2 separate regions of the Homo sapiens genome follow, and region 1 is linked to region 2. The links are chromatin contacts, found by Hi-C or POLR2A ChIA-PET in ENCODE. All regions are on one chromosome and are shown on one strand. Each heading gives the region's core, a stretch centred on a gene start or an enhancer-like site at or near the end of the contact. The rest is flanking DNA. Distances are from core to core; before and after follow the strand shown. Region 1 holds the start of MCU (mitochondrial calcium uniporter). Region 2 overlaps MICU1 (mitochondrial calcium uptake 1).

The links. Hi-C counts contacts between places; a loop is a spot of excess contacts on that map. ChIA-PET counts read pairs that join two places held with the same protein, here RNA polymerase II (POLR2A). Pooled maps may share reads with other maps.
Region 1: a loop to region 2 is called in a map of MCF 10A, with 6 times the contacts of the local background. The contact joins the promoter of MCU here to the enhancer-like site in region 2. A Hi-C loop is called at or near these places in 5 of 168 maps with a recorded cell type or tissue (Calu3, GM12878, MCF 10A and 2 more), 21 of 37 single-sample maps with no recorded cell type and 19 of 50 pooled maps. POLR2A ChIA-PET finds 5 or more read pairs at or near these places in 2 of 52 experiments (BJ and PC-9).

Annotation. Positions count from the first base shown.
Region 1 is chr10:72,686,294-72,693,511 of GRCh38, reverse strand. MCU (mitochondrial calcium uniporter) reads right to left here and starts at 1,369. Exons shown (of 8, transcript NM_138357.3): 1 at 1,211-1,369. The coding sequence starts at 1,360. RefSeq lists enhancers at 1-21, 1,692-1,751 and silencers at 782-871, 892-941, 1,032-1,491.
Region 2 is chr10:72,561,904-72,568,405 of GRCh38, reverse strand. MICU1 (mitochondrial calcium uptake 1) reads left to right here. Exons shown (of 12, transcript NM_001195518.2): 2 at 1,612-1,773; 3 at 5,343-5,511. The coding sequence starts at 1,613. Among named protein-coding and RNA genes, the nearest start is that of MICU1, 61 kb to the left of the region's middle. RefSeq lists a silencer at 6,341-6,450. Within about 2 kb of position 4,890, at least 3 of the 41 ENCODE cell types and tissues checked have a DNase peak (open chromatin) inside an H3K27ac peak, as active enhancers do.

The DNA.
Region 1 (7,218 bases), core at 120-2,619, 130 kb before region 2:
AGTTCAGTTTCCTCTTAAGAGTTATGATCAGAACAAGGCAGGCGATGTGTTTATTGAGGGTTGAAGGTACTATTGTAGTTTCTCCTATCAAGCTGTTTGCAGTGATCCTCCAATAATCACACTATACAACTCAGCCCCAGCAAATAAAACCTACATTCTTTCCCTCAGAGCTGGCCAGAGACCAACACATATAGGTCTAGAAAGTCCAAGGGAAGGAAACCTCCTGACTTGTTAGGTTAAGAACTCCATGCCAAATTCATCTCTTGCAATTGAAAAAAGAAATCTCTCTCACACTCTGTCTCTCTCTCTCTCACACACACACACACACACACACACACTCACCCAAGAGTGTTCAAACAGAAATCCTCTTTTTCTGCCAGCCAATGAAACCCAGCAACAACTGGTTAATACAACCACCAAATCTCTGCCTCTGTCAACAACTTACCATATTCGCTTCTCCTGTGCCTGCTGACCACCCTTCCCGCTTCAGGCACGCGTGAACACGCTTATACAGTAGCCCTCGAAAGGACCCCCAAAAGCACCTTTAAGGACCCAAGAGGATGAAGCTTGCCTCCTGAAGCAATGCAGCATCCATCTCGAGGGAGCCGGTTCCCCATGCACACACACAGAGGAAGTCACAGAGGGGAATAAAGTTTGATTTTCCTTCCTGCCCGACCCCTCGGGGACGAGAGAGGACGAGGGGCGGCCCCGCCGGGGTCCTGGGCTGCTCTCCGGGGCAGCTCCCAGCAGCATGGCACTGCCACTCTCCTGGCACACACAAGGCGGCCGCGGCAACTCAGAACTCCCCAACCCGCCCGGAGGAGGAGGGAAAGGGGACAACTTCCATCTGGCTCCGTTCAGGGAGCCTTGGGGCAGGGCTGTTAAGAACGAAGAAGGGAGGGAACGCGATTGGGGGCGAGTCGGGGAGAGGTTCAAGTCCCGTGCCTTCCCCGCCCTGGTGTCCCCAGTCCTGCGGGAACATCCCCGCCGTCGCCCCTCCTCCTCCTCTCGGCTTCCTCCCGCCCGCCCTCCCTTCCTGGTCGCCGCCGCAGGCGCCTGAAGGGCACGGCGGCTCCTCGGTGCCCGGCAACCTCCGGAGCGGCCGGGAGTTGAGGTAACTCGCCTGCTGCCCCGGCGGCCTGCCCGCCGGCGGCTCCCACACGCCAGCGCCGCCCCGCCCTCCCCGGAGCCTCCGGGCGCGCTCGCTCACCGTCCGGTGGTGCTGCTGCTGCCGGTGGCGGCTGACGCCCAGCCCAGGGAAGCAGCCGGCAGTCAGCGCCCCGCAGCCGCCGGCGCCCCCGCCGCCGCCGCCCCGAGAGGAGAGGAGCAGCAGGAGCGATCTACCTGCGGCGGCCGCCATCTCTCAACTGGAAACGGCGCCGACCCAGGCAGCGCAGCGGACGGCCAGGGCGGAGCTAAGACCCGCCACTCACCGACGCCGGGCCAACTAAAGCCCTTGACTGAGTTGATGAGGCGGGGCTTCCTGCAAGGTCCAATCGACAGGCGGGAGAACCACACTGGAAGCTGCCAGTCCCTTCCAGAGTTACCTATAGTGGGACATAGTCAATTACGGGCAAATTCTAGGGAACCCATAATTGACACCCAAACCCGTGAAAATAACAGCAATAGAGATGGCATGTTCAGTTCGGCTAATCTTCACCAACAATAGAGCTATGATAAGAGTAACGGGGGATATAGATATTTGTGAAAAGCTTTGTTCGAAGTTGAGTTCTAAGTGAGTGTTCTAAGTTGGCAAAATAGGCACCAAATTAATAACCATTAACGGTGTATGCTGTAACTCTCAACTACACGCCTAGAATTATCATTCATAACTGATAATATTTAGATATGCTGAAATTAACTCTACATCACGGAGTGATCTAATGACTGTGATGCGTAGCATAATATAGGAGAGGTAGAACGATTACAATATCAAAGTCCCAGAATGAGTACATGCCTTCAGAGTGAATTAACTGACGTGTATACATCTCAAATACCCAATTCATTTTTACAGCACCTTTATACGGATATTCTCACACTCTCCAGAAACAGCACTATTTTATCATATTTGACTTTGTGTGCATTTACAGAAACAGAACACATTAATAACGTAATAAAAAATCATGTAAGGCCGGGCGCGGTGGCTCACGCCTGTAATCCCAGCACTTTGGGAGGCAGAGGCGGGCGGATCACGAGGTCAGGAGATCGAGACCATCCTGGCTAACACGGTGAAACCCCATCTGTACTAAAAATACAAAAAATTAGCCAGGCGTGGTGGCGGGCGCTTATAGTCCCAGCTATTCCGGAGGCTGAGGCAGGAGAATGGTGTGAACCCGGGAGACGGAGCTTGCAGTGAACCGAGATCGGGCCATTGCACTCCAGCCTGGGCGACACAGCAAGACTCCATCTCAAAAAAAAAAAAAAAAATTCATGTAAAAGGCTATTTTAATGATGCTTCATAATTTTGCCGAAATAGTTATCAGAATACGCTTTGGAATAACAAACACTTTCTCTTGAAAAACACTTCTTTCCACTTAAACTCACAATGAGGGCTCCTTGAATACTGCCTAAGAAAGATTTTGGGTCCTGAATTTCCTTAGAAGAGTATTTCCTTGCTAGCTGTTTATTATTATGAGCTGATTAAATTCTCACACCTCTTTTTAAAATCTGGAGCAGGAAAATAGTTTGGGAAGCAAATACAAGCATTATTTTAAATTTTGGAAAACATCTTTGTAGTGTAGCCTTAGATGATAAATTTAAAACAAAAACAAAACACACACATAAATACGAAGAAAATGTTATCACTTATTCTAAGAATATTCTTTAAAGTTTGACTGAAATGGTACCTTCTTGGCCAAGAATAGCTAAAAAATGACGTGGAAGTTTTTTGTTTGTTTAATCCTTATGCCCCACCTACACCAAAACAGTGAGATGATTGGCTTCTCCGGGGTAGATATCATGTCACTCACTCAAAAGGCTTTATTGCCCAACAGGTGGAACTTGAGACCTCAAGAATGAGCCCCCATTCAACAGCTGCACACAGTAATCCCCCTAGTTGGAAATCCATGACATTCCTGGAACAATTTCCCTTACAATTATTTTCCACCCATCTATATTTATCCCAACTGCATTTGATGTATTTACCCATGCTGTGCCATTTTCTCTCTCACCCCTTCATGCCTTCTTACAGAGATCACCATGGATTTTAGTTTTGTTTTTATTTTCTGTGCTGTCACCAGATCTAGCTATGAATCAGGATTGCTCCATTTCCACTTTCCACTTTAAGAAATTTTACTAGAATTGCCTTTACTCTATTTTTCCAAGCATGAAAATTAGATGTGCATCCTGCAGTGAGATTTACTCATATGCATTAGCAAAAGAACTAAGTAAATAATACTTTTAAGTGCACAAACATGAAATGGGCAGTATTAGCAAAAGTTTTCATCCTACCTATTTACCAAAATGTGTCATCTTTTATCTACTAAGATGAAACCACTGATGCACCAGAGAGAGATAGGCTGTATAAATCTGAGGATTCACTGACTATACTCAGTTCTGGGTGTTGATAATCCAAGGCCGGCAATTAATTTAAACAAATATCAATTATCTCCTCACAGAGAAAAACTTCTTCATAGCTGCAAAGGACATATCTCATATGAGCTGGTTGGCCAAGCCTGATAAGGAGAAAGTGTAGATAGCTCAACAGAAAGTTCTTCTCAAACCTAAAAAAAAGTATGTGTGTGTGTGCCTGTATATACACACACATTATATAGAGAGAGAAGGAAAGGGAATTAACATACCTGCTATGTGCCAGAGATTGTGCTGATCACTCCAGAGATACTACATTTAAAAAGGAGGGCAAGACAACCACAGAAAACTTTTAAAAATTGTAACTTTCATGAGAAAGAAGTTGAAGAAAACCTCAATGTCTTCCAATAGGGAAATGGTTAAATACATTAGACACTAACTTTGTAACAGAAAATTATTCAACCATTAAAAAATTGAGGGCCAAGCACAGTGGCTCATATCTGTAATCCCAGCTCTTTGAGAGACTGAGGCAGGAGGATCATTTGAGACCACATATTTGAGACTTGCCTGGGCAACACAGCGAGACCCTATCTCTAAAAATATATATTTTTTAATTAGTTGGGTGTGGTGGTGCACGCCTGTAGTCCCAGCTACTCAGGAGGCTGAGGCAGGAGGCTTGCTTGGGCCCAGGAAATTTGAGGTTATGGTGAGCTATGATCATGGCACTGCACTCTAGCCTGGGTGAGAGAGCGAGACTCTCTCTCTTAAAAAAAAATTATTCTATCTATACTTTTTTATTATATAATATATATATTTTTATTTATATATGTGTATATATATATTTTTTTGAGACGAAGTCTCACTCTATCGCCCAGGCTGGAGGGCAGTGGCACGATTTTGGCTCACTGCAAGCTTTGTCTCCTGGGTTCAGAGGCGATCCTCTCGCCTCAGCCTCCTGAGTAGCTGGGAATACAGGTGTTGCACCACCACGCCCAGCTAATTTTTGTATTTTTGGTAGAGATGGGGGTTTCACCACGTTGGCCAGGCTGGTCTTGAACTCCTGACCTCAAGTGATTCTCCCACCTCAGCCTCCCAAAATGCTTGGATTACAGGTGCTATCTATACATTTAAATAATATAGATAACACAGTATAGATGACCCTTTTTAAAGTAATTTATATATATGTATAACTTAGATAGATGGTAATTTCCAGAAGAAAACATGTTACCTCTGGGAAGTTTTAAGGGGTAGCTATTCTTCTGAATGGTTTAAAGTATTCTCATCTGCTTGAATTTAAGATGTATATGTATACACATCTTACAATTTATATATATATGAAAAGTAAATTGTTCTCACCTGCATATTACTTTGTAATTTTAAAAACATGGTCACTAAAACCAACATGGCTGCAGAATTGTTTTCTGTGCCAACTCTTAAGCACAGGTTGATCTTTTTTTTTTTTTTTTTTTTTTAAGCTAAAACTAATCAGAACAGGCTTCCTGGAGCAAGAAACCTTAACTAGGTTCTCTACTATCTTTTTTTTTTTTTTAAGCTAAAACTAATCAGAACAGGCTTCCTGGAGCATGAAACCTTAACTGGGTTCTCTACTAAAATGTACACTGACGTCAGCTCTCAAGTATGACTCAACTCAGTGGAGTATTTGCCTAAACATTCCAGAATAGCTAGGGTAGGTGATGCACACGGTTCATTGACATGATCAGGAAAGCATAAAAGGAATCTGCCCAGAGATCTAGGGGCTGCATTTCATTGTTTACTGATAATACGAATTATTATTCAAGTGAAATCAACAGTATTTAACAGGAAAAGGTATACGAAGAGGAAAGCCAAAAGGAAAGGGTTTCGCCTTCCAATATTTATCACGAACCACAGCCTAGACCTGTTTGCTGGCTATGCTTTACTGTTTTTCCAGATGTTTTTATTCCCATTTCTCCTCATATATCCACCTGCAGTCATCTCTTCATCACTACCACGCCTGTTCCCATGACTTCCTAGTTTCTGTGATGATTTCTGTCTTTTTTCTGTCAGCTCCTCTGGATCATAAATATTTCTAGTCAGTGTAGTTGAGAAGGGTTCTACTCTTAAACTGCAGGACATATATTTTTCTGTCTATATCTATATTTATTTTCACTTCACACACACACACACACACACACACACACACACAATTTTTCCTTCCTCATTTTTCTCTTTTTTCTTCCTCCAACACTCCCATTTCCCTTACTCTAATATAGATTTCGACCCTACTCTAAATCAGAGATACCAGCCTGGGCAACATGGCAAGACCCTAGCTCTACAAAAAAATTAGCCAGGTGTGGTGATGCGTGTCAGTACTCTCAGCTACTGAGGAGGCTGAGGTGAGAGGATCCCTTAAACCCAGGAGTTGGAGGCTTCAGTAAGCTATGATAGGGCCACTGATAGGGCCTGGATGACAGAGTAAGATTATGTCTCAAAAAAGTGAATAAATAAAAATACTAAGTCAGAGATAGATTTATATATTCCCTGTAAAATGTTTTGTGTGGAAGGAGGCTCATGTCCTGGTCTCCAAAGGATGACAGACTCCACATTCATTTTATAACTTAGTGGCCTTATAATCTAACATTGTTTTAGGTCAGGAACATCCAATCTGCAAGTTTTTCTGTCTAGAGCAGAACTCCAGGAAAACATTGAGTTGAGAAGGGCAGGGCTTGTTCAAATAGGATTATCTTTGTTCGTGTTTCTCGGAATCTGAGAGGCTGGCAGCATACTTTAAAGCTGTCCTTTTTGTGTTCCGTTGACGTGTGGTCTCCCGTAATCTTCTGCTTACTAGACTTCTTGATATAGGAAGTCTTTTGTCTCTATCAGAAGTGATTTAAGGGGTGGGACACTAATTTTACACTTAAATAAACCACACCTCCTAAGTGAATAAGAATTCGGCTCACATTCTTATGGGACCCAACACCATCCATTCCAGAGCATTTAAAAGGGCCAAAAGATCACAACTTTCTCTAATAGGGTTGAACTACAAAAAAATCCCAAACTGGTAAAGTGGCTCCTCTCTCAGCAATCCCCTGCCCAGATATCTTTTTTTTTTTTTTGAGATGGAGTCTCACTCTGTGGTCCAGGCTGGAGTACAGTGGTGTGATCTCGGCTCACTGCAACCTCTGCCTCCTGGGTTCAAGTGATTCTCCTGCTTCAGCCTCCCGAGTAGCTGAGATTACAGGCATGTGCCACCACACCCGGCTAATTTTGTATTTTTAGTAGAGACAGGGTTTGTCCATGTGATTCACCCGCCTCAGCCTCCCAAAGTGCTAGGATTACAGGCATGAGCCACCGCACCCGGCCTCCTGCCCAGATATCTACTCTCCGTACCCTGAACATGCCCTGACACTTCCAACCTCCACTCTTTGCTCCTACTCTCCCTGTAGCCACCTGTCCTACTGTTCTTTTGAATACCAGCTTGGTCGCATCTGAGGGTAAATGTCCCAGTAAAATTAAACTCTCCCTCTTGCATCTTCTCATAATTTGTTGTTTGACTTTCTATCTCAGTATCTCGGTCCTGGATCTGAGCTGATCTGACTGGGAGGTCTGTCATAGGCCTTGATTATCACATCTACTTAATTAGGCTATTTTGACTGGCTGGGCCACAGTTCCCTTCTTTCACCATTCTATGTATATTTCATATCAAAATTG
Region 2 (6,502 bases), core at 3,641-6,140:
AGACATACGCCAAAAACTTAAAGAGAAGGAAATTTATGACCTGGCATTCATATGCAGAAGGGGAAGAAAAAAGTAGAAAAGTAATTTTGCCTAAGGGATGGGGGATGGAAGAGTAAGTATTTATTGAACAGTAATATGCACTAATACAGATGTTTCAGATTTAAAACAAAACATTAAAAGAATTTTTTTTTAAGTGAAGTTTGAACTATAGAGAATCTGGTAGGGAGGAGGGCTTCCAAGGACCTGGGTGTGAAAAATATTTAATAAAAACTTCAAAGCAGTGTCAGCATTATAAGGTAGGGGGCAGCAAAGTCTCCCCTCCTAGGTTGAAGTCTCCCTACCTAACTCCGAGACATTGAAGTATGGAATTAGTCCTCCCTAGGTTCAAATTCTAGATCTATCACTTCCTACCTTTGTACTCTTGAGCAAGTTATATTTTAGATCTGTAAAATATGGGTACCAGTTATCTTTTTTCATTTCAGCTCTAAACACATCTTTCATTGTCCCGTTTGTGATACTGGAAGTTTTTCCCTTGCCAGTTACTGTTAAACTTTGTCAGTAGAGAGACTAGAAGGACCCTGGAGGAGGGGTGTTTCTTGCTGAGTCTAGTGTGCCCTTTGTGGCTTGCTTCTATAGCATGCAGGAACTAGTGGGACACTCAATGGCACCCAGCTCCTAAGGAGTTTTAGCAGCAACTCTCATATGCAATTTCCTAGTGAAACTGCCTCCCCATGGGTGGCTTCCCCTGGCATCGCGAAGGTCAGCTTCCCAACAAATTCCGCTGGCATGAGTTGTCCAGTAGATGACTTGTTCTGGCATCACAGAGAGTGGCTTTCTAGTGCATTTTGCTGGCATGGCACCTTAGTAAGTTTCTCTGACATACATAGCTGTGCCCTCTCCACACAGTCTGATCTCTGCCCTGTGAGTGAGAGTAGACCTTTTATAGACTGGTCTTTTCTTGGTGCTCTGTGTCAGATCTAGAATAGTAACTGCTCCCTATATCTGCTATTTCTTTAACTTCTGAGTAGTAAATTTCCTGTTGTAACTAATAATTTTTTATTTTTTATTTATTTTATTCATTTTTTTGAGACAGCATCTTGCTCTGTTGATCATAGCTCACTGTCACCTCAACATCCTGGGCTTAAGTAGTGCTCTCACCTCAGCCCCCTGAATAGCTGGGACTACAAGTGCATGTCACCATGCTTGGCTGATTTTTTTTGGTAGAGATGGGGTCCTACTATGTTGTCCAGGCCGTTCTTCAACTCCTGGGCTCAAATGATCCTCTCTCTTTGGCCTCCCAAAGTGCTAAGATTACAGGCATGAGCCACATACCTGGCCTTAATAATGTTTTATATTAAAAGTTTCATACTCAAATTATCATGTGGTTTCTGTCTTCTAATTGTACTTTGACTAATATATCAGTTTTATAAGTAGTACTTTGCTCATAAGATTATTCTGAGGATTAAATGGGATAATATAAGCAAATTGTTTAGAATAGTGCCTGTCATAGAGCAATTACTTTAGTGTTTATTAGAAATGTTGGTAGGATCATCATCATCATCATCATAACTACCACTAGCTAAGAGTGACATTTCTACTTATTGTCCACAGGATGTTTCGTCTGAACTCACTTTCTGCTTTGGCAGAACTGGCTGTGGGTTCTCGATGGTACCATGGAGGATCACAGCCCATCCAGATCCGGCGAAGACTAATGATGGTGGCTTTCCTGGGAGCATCTGCAGTAACTGCAAGTACTGGTCTTTTGTGGAAGAGGTGAGTGTTATCCAACCATCTTGTTCTTGCGTATACTTTTATTCTTCCAGTCATCTCTGTTGTCAGAAAGGAGTTGATTTCTGGCTTAACTCTGTATCAGAATTTCTTGCTCGGATCATTTGGTATTGTTAATATTCGTCTATGAAATAAGATGTTTCAAAGAATTCAACATGCTAAGGCAATACTTAGGAAACACTGTGCTTCAAGGTCTGCCTGTCTCCTCTGCTGAACATTTTAAATAATGGGATAGGGATAGCAATAGCAGCTTTAGAAAATGAAGGCTTTCTGGCCAGGCGCGGTGGCTTACACCTGTAATCCCAGCACTTTGGGAGCCCAAGGTGGTTGGATCACTTGAAGTCAGGAGTTTGAGACCAGCTTGGCCAACATGGCAAAAACCCATCTCTACAAAAATACAAAAAATAGCCAGACACAGGGCGTGAGCCTGTAGTCCCTGCTACTTGGGAGGCTGAGGCAGGAGAATTGTTTGAACCTGGGAGGCAGGTGGAGGTTGCAGTGAGCCAAGATTGTGCCATTGTACTCCAGCCTGGGTGACAGAGAAAAACTGTCTCCAAAAAAAAAAAAAAAAAAAAAAAGAAAATGAATGCTTTCTGAGACTTCACAATTTGGTGACCCTGTGAAATTAACAAAGGAACCTTGGTACTTTAGTGTCCCTGATAATTTTTTTCACTAGTTATGGAAACTTCCTTGGAAAGAAGAGAAAATGTAGTGAGCCACAGTCTTCTCTTTCTTAAAATACATAGTTACTGTTTTTCTGACTCTGTCACTCTCTGTTTTTTATTTTTGTTTGTTTGTTTTTTTGAGATGGAGTCTTGCTCTGTCGCCCAGGCTGGAGTGTAGTGGCATGATCTCAGCTTACTGCAACCTCTGCCTCTGGGTTCAAGCAATTCTCAAGTAGCTGGGATTATAGGTGTGCACCACCATGCCCGGCTGGGATTACAGGTGTGCACCACCATGGCTAATTTTTTTTTTTTTATTATACTTTAAGTTTTAGGGTACATGTGCACAACGTGCAGGTTAGTTACATATGTATACATGTGCCATGTTGGTGTGCTGCACCTAGTAACTCATCATTTAACATTAGGTATATCTCCTAATGCTATCCCTCCCCCCTCCCCCCACCCCACAACAGGCCCCGGCGTGTGATGTTCCCCTTCCTGTGTCCATGTGTTCTCATTGTTTAATTCCCACCTGTGAGTGAGAACATGCAGTGTTTGGTTTTTTGTCCTTGCGATAGTTTGCTGAGAATGATGGTTTCCAGCTTCATCCATGTCCCTACAAAAGACACGAACTCATCATGTTTTATGGCTGCATAGTATTCCATGGTGTATATGTGCCACATTTTCTTAATCCAGTCTATCATTGTTGGACATTTGGGTTGGTTCCAAGTCTTTGCTATTGTGAATAGTGCCGCAATAAACATACGTGTGCGTGTGTCTTTATAGCAGCATGATGTATGATCCTTTGGGTAATTTTTTTTTTTTTTTTGTATTTTTAGTAGAGATAGGGTTTCACCATGTTGGTCAAGCTGGTCTTGAACTCCTGGGGTCAAGTGACTTGCCCACCTCAGCCTCCTAAAGTGTTGGGATTACAGGCATGAGCCACCATGCCCAGCCTCTAGAGCTATCTTAGCCCTATTAATATAGCATGATCTTTCTGGGATGTTACTAAATGCCTTGGGTGTTCAGTGAGGTTCCTCTAGTCTGACTTGGTAGAGCTTGATTGTTTCCTGCTTGTGAGCTCTGGAAATTGACTGGCCTGTGGCTCCTTGGCAACTACTTTGTGTAGTTTCATCCTAAGAATGCACTGCTGAGTGTTGACTCAATACTCGAGAGTGTTCTGTGTACATTTTTGGAGCTCTTTCTCTGTGTGACTTTTTCCTTTTGAGTCCTCTGCCTCACCAATTCCAGGCACCTCAGGTTTTCCAAACTTTGATCTCTGTCACTTTAGTTTAGCAAGATCACTGTATTTGGCTTGGGATCCTCTTTGTGGTCTAGAAAATGTTTCCAGACAGAAATTCTGGGCAATTATAGGCCTCCATTTTTCTTTTCTTTTTTTTTTTTTTTTTTTCTTTTTGAGATGGAGTCTCACTCTGTCACCCAGGCTGGAGTACATTGGTACAATCTCGGCTCACTGCAACCTCTGCCTCCTGGGTTCAAGACATTCTCCTGCCTCAGCTTCTCAAGTAGCTGGGACCAGGCAAGCACCACCACACCCGGCTAACTTTTGTATTTTTAGTAGAGATGGTTTTTTGCCATGTTGGCTAGGCAGGTCTCGAACTCCTGACCTCAAGTGATCCACCCACCTCGGCCTCCCGAAGTGCTGGGATTACAGGTGTGAGTCACCACGCCTGGCCAGGCCACCATTTTCTTAGAGAGTTGCATACTGTGCAGTGTCTGAAAGCAGTCATTTGATATATTTTGTTCAATTTTCTGTATTTTTGCCCTGGTAGGAAGTCAGATCTATTATCGTTTGCTCCATTATGGCTGTAAGCAAAAGTCTTCTTTTTGTATTTCATCAGTTCTGTAATATTTAATTAATTTTAGTATTATATCATTGCAGCAATGGCTTCAACTACCAGAAATACTTATATTATTTTTTAAAAAAGAAATACTTATATTATTTTGGTCCCCTATTTCTTCTTTATTTATGTTCCTTTTTATTGTAGTGAAAGGTGCATAACATAAAACTTACATCTTAACCATTTTTTTCTAAAGACCTTGATATTCCACCCTTTCAGTTACAGTTGGGACAAGGGGAGAATGAGAATGGGAAGAGTTGGAGTGAGATGAAGAACAAGGAGGCGCTCTATGGCTGGAAGTCTAGTACATTTAGTTTTTGTACTGGAAGGGCTCATCGTCTCTGGTTTCAATGGGAAGACGTGTGGATGAGGGCTTCTGTCACATGTCTTCACCATTTTAAAATATGCAGTTCAGTAGTTTAAAGGGTATTCACATCATTGTGAAACAGATCTCCAGAACGTTTTCATCTTGCAAAACTGAAACTCTACTTATTCAAGAGCAACTTCCTTGCTTCCCCTTCCCTCAGCCCCTGGTAACCCCCATTCTACTTTCTGTTTCTGTAAATCTAAATATTCCAGGTAACTCATGTAAGTGAAGTCATACAATATTTGTGGTTTTGTGACTGGTTTATTTCACTTAGCATAACGCCCTCAAGATTCATCCACGTTGTAGCTTGTGACAGGATTTCCTTTCCTTTTAAAGCTGAAAAATATTCCATTATCTGTATATACCACATTTTGTTTATTCATCTGCCAATGGACTTTTGAGTTGTTTCCACCTTTCAGCTATTGTGCATAGTGCTGCTGTGAACATGGATGTGCAAATATTTATTTGAGACCCTTTCATTTCTTTGGGATATATAACCAGAGATCATGTGGAAGTTCTATTTTATATTTTTTGAGGAACTTCTTCATGTAGAATATTTGACAAATTTCATTGCTGTTGCTCTGCTAAGCTGTATCTGTTTGCTTATTTGTCTAGTATGATGGACGTTCAAGATTAATCTAGATTTCTTTTTTGCATATCCAGGGCCCATGCAGAATCTCCACCATGTGTAGACAACCTAAAAAGTGACATCGGTGATAAAGGGAAGAATAAAGATGAAGGGGATGTTTGTAACCATGAGAAAAAGACTGCAGATCTTGCCCCTCACCCAGAAGAGAAAAAGAAGAAACGTTCTGGATTCAGAGACAGAAAAGTATGAAACATAGTCTTATAAGTTGATCAGAAGTATATCTTAAAGTAGAATAATGCAGTTCAATCTTTTTAATCATATGTTTCAGATGGTTCATCTTCACTTTCAAGTTATCACTTCTTTGCTATTTTCTATCATGTTCTAAGCCAAAAGTACTCTTGGAATGTGAGGTTAAAGGAGGTAGTTAAAAGGATCTAGGACCAATAACCATGATTAGCATATTTTTTCTTAGTTCTTTCAGTTCAACTGCCTAAGGTGATTCTTTTTTTCTGGATCTTCCTGATGCTAAATGTTATCATATATGTTAAGTTGAGTCTTTGTGGTATTTCTGATATCGGGTTGTAGAGACAGAATAAAATCTCTTTGGAAACATAACTTCTAGAAGACCAAGTAACTTTGAGGACAGCACAAACTTCAAATGACTATCAAGATTTTATGTAATTAGGCCCCGCATGGTGGCTCATGCCTATAATCCCAGCACTCTGGGAGGCGGAGGTGGGTGGATCACCTGAGGTCAGAAGTTCAAGACCAACCTGGCCAATGTGATGAAACCCTGTCTCTACTAAAAATACAAAAACTAGCCTGGCATGGTGGCATGCACCTGTAGTCCCAGCTACTCAGGAGGCTGAGTCAGGAGAATTGCTTGAACCCGGGAGGTGGAGGTTGCAGTGAGCTGAGATTGTGCCACTGCACTTCAGCCTGGGCGGCAAAGCAAGACTGAGTCTCAAAAAAAAAAAAAAAAAAAAAAAAGATTTTATGTAATTAACACAACCTGCTGTTATGTAGCTTTGCCTCAGCGAAGTTTCAGTTCCACTACAGCAGTTCCTATGATATCAGGTATTTGAGTTCAGCAAACATGAGTGATGAACAATGAAAAGGATGGATTTCTTAGACATTTTGCATGTCAAGGTTAAAATTCAGGGAGTTGCGTTCAGTTGCTAAACTATAGCTAATAATGCAACAAGATAATTTGAGTTATTTCTGCGTTTTGTGT